Linked DNA regions of Homo sapiens: region 1 is linked to region 2. A link is an interaction called in ENCODE POLR2A ChIA-PET data of the cell type or tissue named here. Cell type or tissue: Caco-2. All regions are shown on one strand.

The links. ChIA-PET counts read pairs that join two places held together with the same protein. Peaks named below come from ENCODE experiments on the same cell type or tissue, not always from the same donor. Only the 100,000 strongest peaks of a DNase experiment are listed, where the experiment ranks them.
Region 1: POLR2A ChIA-PET joins it to region 2 with 11 read pairs; 2 of 35 experiments call an interaction of 5 or more read pairs at or near these places.

The regions. Positions count from the first base shown.
Region 1 is chrX:101,171,593-101,174,092 of GRCh38, reverse strand. It overlaps a transcript of CENPI not described here. Among named protein-coding and RNA genes, the nearest start is that of DRP2, 47 kb to the left of the region's middle. In Caco-2, no CTCF peak of the experiment used is centred here; no DNase peak of the experiment used is centred here.
Region 2 is chrX:100,648,563-100,651,062 of GRCh38, reverse strand. It overlaps SRPX2 (sushi repeat containing protein X-linked 2), which reads right to left. Exons shown (of 11, transcript NM_014467.3): 3 at 198-278. Among named protein-coding and RNA genes, the nearest start is that of SRPX2, 5.6 kb to the right of the region's middle. RefSeq lists a silencer at 917-1,211. In Caco-2, no CTCF peak of the experiment used is centred here; DNase peaks (open chromatin) are centred at 1,372 and 1,762.

The sequences.
Region 1 (2,500 bases), 520 kb before region 2:
GTTTTTCGACTTTTTTATAATAGTCATTCTGACTGGTGTGACATGGTATCTCATTGTGGTTTTGATCTGCACTTCTCTGATGACTAGTGATGTTGAGCATTTTTTCATACGTTTTCTGGCCACTTGCATGTCTTCTTTTGAGAAGCATCTGTTCATGTTTTTTGCCCATTTTTAATGGGGTTGTTTTTTGCTTGTTAAGTTCCTTTTAGATTCTGGATATTAGACGTTTGTCTGATAGAATTTGGCTGTGAATCTATCTGGTCCAGGTTTTTTTTTGATTGGTAGGTTTTTTATAAGATTCAATTTTTGAACTTGATATTGGTCTCTTCAGGGTTTTAATTTCTTTCTGGATTCAATCTTGGGAGGTTGTGTTTTCAGTAATTTATCCATTTCCTCTAGCTTTTCTTGTTCGTGTGCATAGAGGTGTTCATAATGGTCTCTGAGGATCTTTTGTATTTCTATGGATTCGTTGTAATGTAATCTTTGTCATTTCTGATTGTGCTTAAATAGATTAATACATTTTTCTACATAAATTACCATTTAAACACATAAGAAAGCTTCCTAATTCTATTTAAAACATCATCACTCTGGTTGCATCCTCATTCAGAACTGTGGAAATTCTGTATGCCTGTAGTCCCAGCTACTTGAGAGGCTGAGGTGGAAGGATCACTTGAGCCCAGGAGGTAGAAGCTGCAGTGAGTTGAGATCACACCACTGCACTCCAGCCTGGGTGACAGAGTGAGACCCCGCCTCCAGAAAAAAAAAAAAAAAAAAAAAAGAGGCCAGGCATGGTGGCTCACGCCATAATCCCAGCACTTTGGGAGGCCGAGGAGGGCAGATCACAAGGTCAGGGGATCAAGACCATCCTGGCCAACATGGTGAAACCCCGTCTCTACTAAAAATACAAAAATTAGCTGGGCATGGTGGAGCACGCCTGTAGTCTCAGCTACTCGGGAGGCTGAGGCAGGAGAATCGCTTGAACCCGGGATGTGGAGGTTGCAGTGAGCCGAGATCGCACCACTGCACTCCAGCCTGGCAACAGAGCAAGACTCCACCTCAAAAAAAAAAAAAAAAAAAAAAATTCCTACAACTACTTAATAGGTGCACATGATCATATACAATTGTCTTTGCATATTCCTAACTTCCTAGACTTGAAGAGGGCAGGGTAAGAGACAGAAGATAATCAAATAATGATTTTATGAGTATAATTTTTCTAAATGTATTATTATACAATTAAGATGATCACTATGCAAATATAAGAGCTTTAAGATTACTCATCTCATCCATTTCCAAAGGACTTAAAATAGTCCTTATAAGTTTTTAAACATTGATATGTTACATAACAATTTATCCATTTAAAATGTACAATTCAGTGGTTTTTATATTTACATAGTTTAAAACTTTCATTACCTCAAAAAGAAATCTCTTATCCGTTAAGAGTCACTCCCCATTACCTGCCAACTATCCCGATCAGCCCTAGGCAACTACTTCTTTCTGTCTTTATACATTAACATATTGTGGACATTTTCATGTAAATAGAACCACAAAATATGTGTTTTGTGATTGGATTATTTCATATAGCATAGTGTCTTTGAGGTTTGTCCATGTCATAATATATGTTTTTTTTTTTCCTGCCAAACAGTATTCTGTGAAATGGGTATAGCATACTTTACTCATTCATCAGTTGGACATTTGCATTGTTTCACCTTTTGGCTATTAAAAATAATGCTGCTATGAACAATCTGTGTTCAAACTTTTGTGAAGACATATTTTCATTTCTCTTGGGGATACACCCAGTGGAATTGCAGGCTCATATGACTACTCTATGTTTGAAATTTTGAGTAACTACCAAACTCTATTCCAAACTGGCTGCAATATTTATGTTCCAACCAGCAATACATGACTATTTCAATTCCTCCGCATCCCCCCAACACTAGTTATTGTCTGTCTTATTATGCCTGTCTATCTTACAGGGTATGAAGTTGTAGACCATTGTGGTTTTGATTTGAATTTACCTAATGACTCATAATGTTCAGCATTGTTCCATGTTCTTATTATCCATTCGCATATCTTCCTGGGGAGAAATATTCAGATATTTGGTCCGTTTTTAAATTGGGTCATCATTATTTATTTATATATTCGGAATAAAATAGTTTTATCAGGTATGATTTGCAAATATTTCCTCTCATTTTGTTTCCACCTCACTTAATGGTGTCATTTGAAGCACAAATGTTTTTAACTATGATAAAGTTCATTTTTTTCTGTTATGTATGCCTTTGCTGCCATAGCTAAGATATCACTGCCCAACCCCATGTCACCCCATGTCACAACGATATACTCCTATGTTTTATCTAAAAGTTTTATAAGGCCAGGCATAGTGGCACACGCCTGTAATGCCAGCACTTTGAGAAGCTGAGGTGGGAGGATTGTTTGATCCCAGGAGTTTGAGACCAGCCTGAGCCACAGACTCAGTTTCTACAAAAACTCATTTAGCCAGGCA
Region 2 (2,500 bases):
GGAGAACCTTCAGGCTGGAGAGGTGAGGTCACACAGTAAGTCAGTAACCAAGTTCATGATGAGAAATCACAGCCCCTGATTCCCTGTGCTACAGTTTTGACACATGTGAGCCAAGCCTGATGGGGATGCTTCAGGGAAGGGCCTAGGTCTGAGGCCAGAAAAGAGATTTTCTGGGCTTGAGAAGCAGGGTAGATTACCTCGGTAGTCCAGGGCAGGAGCCTGTGGGACCTCCTCTGCATATACTTCATTGTAGCTTTCATCCGGATAGTAGCCAGAACCTAGAATAAGGAAGACAATATCAAAATGGTGTCTTGATTTCTCACTCAATTCCTTCCCAACCTTCCCCCTCTCATCCAACTTTGTCACTTCCTTAGGACATGGCATTCCATGGGTGGGGAGCCAGGTGGATATTTAGTGGGGGAAATCCTGCATTGTAAGGCAGCAGAACTACTGTGGGTGAATCTCAGCACCTCAGTTGCATAGAGGGCAGGCTCATAGTTGTGGTGGCCAGTTACTGCGAGCACTGGAAGACTCCATCTAAAAGAAAAAAATTGAACCTGACCATACATCAATCCTGTCAATCTGGACTATAAATGACCCATTTCCTTGAAGCAACACATGAGTCTTGGTAAGACACTGGGGACTAATCTCTGAGAATGGACTGTGGTCCCTGATAGGAGGCAAAAACAGAACCTGTGTCTTCCCCCTAGTGACAGCCCTGCTTATGGTCCTCAAAAAAAAACAATTACTCAGGCTTCCACTAGCCCACAGGGCACAGGCCTTTTTGTCATCGGATTACCGGATTACCATTGCTGGGGGTGGCATGCCAAGGCCGAGAGGGATGACTTAAAAGGCAAGAGGAAATGAAAGCAGTTTTGTGAGCACTTTGCCCTGGTTTGGAGAACAGAGAAGGCAGAGTCCTTCGGATAAATTTCCTGTTTCTCTAATCAGAAGGAACTTTAACAGGGAGCTGCTGAGCTAGAGAACATTCCTAATCTATCTCCATCCAGTTAAGTGGCCCAGTCCCTAGTGGAGGCAGGTCTGCGGCTGTCTGGGAGACTAAACAGTATGTTCCACCAGACGGCAGGAAATCGGTCATGAATACGAACTAATTGGAAAACAACTTGGTCCTTTCCGGAGTGAAGTTTCCGGAAGCCCTCCTTCCAGCCTCCCTGAGCCCTAATGCATGCACAGGAATAGGGTAGCCAGCTGTTTTGGAGTCAAGAGACAATTCCCTATTTCCAGGAGAGGGTGTGCTTCCAGGACAGGGCTGGGTTTTAGTGCTGGAGCCCTTTGGCCTGTGTAAATACTCAGGCCACAAGCTCGCCTCCTCCTCTTGGGAAGAGGCACAGGGCCCCCTGCACTGAAGGGCGGAGCAGAGGGCCAGATGATGAAGCTCCTCCATTCCCCACAGGCCCAGACTAGGGGTGGGGGAGGTGAGGTATTGGGAAACCAGTCCAACTTGGTGAACAAGGGAATGAATCAATTGAAAGTTTGCCTTATGAAATCATGTCCTCGTTGGTTTGCCCTCATTCCAGAGGAAAGAGTTCATTTTTTCTTTTTCCCCTTTTTCTTTTTTTCTGTTTTCCCATTTCAGTTCTTCTTCTGGCTTCCGTTGATTTCTTCTCAGACCTCATCTCCCCTGCTCTCTTTTTTCCCATAATGGGAGGTTTCTTTGGTGGGTGCGGGGGAGTCGGGGGGCGGGTCATGGAATTTTTGTCAGCTGTTTCAGTTCAGTATTAGCCTCAAAGCTTTATAGGTCCTGTAAACAGGAGGCCAGATGTGGGTGATTCCCTAAAGTATTAGGTCTTCCTGCTCCGGTTACAGAGCCAGCTTTTGAAGACATGCTCAGCAGGGAGCAAAGGACTGTTTAACAGAAGAGAAAACAGGAGTGTCAGGAGTGTCAGAGCCCTGTGGCTTGGTAACAGTAACAACAACAAGAACAACTACGACAATGACTGCTAACATCTCTCAGCTCATATTCTGTGTTAAGCACATTACATATGTTAGTTCATTATGTCACCATAACATGTCAGCAGGGTAGGTACTACTAATGTGCTCCAATATAAAGCCGAAGAAACAGGCTTGAGGAACCAAGAGAACCAAGGTCTCCCAGCTAGTAAGCAGCAGAGTGGGCATTCCAGCCCAGGTCTGCTTGACCCCCTAGATACCAAACTCAGACACTCCACTGAAGATGGTGATTAGGGAAGAGCTTTTGATAATGTCCAACTGGGGTAAAAGTCCAAAATCTCTTTTGCAATCCAGCTTTTTTACTGTGTGTGTGGGATCGAAGGCCACCAAGCATTTTACATCATTCCAGAATTACAAGGGATGTAGGAAAACTGTGGGGAAGACTCAATAAGATAATTACAGTCTCCATCAGGGTGCGGAAGTAGCTGGACCAGTGCCAACTATGCTTTGTGTGGAGAAAGGGTTCAGACCATCTTGCCACTTTAAACCTTTCCATTTTCCCATTTCCCCTCTTTGCCTATCTTTGAGT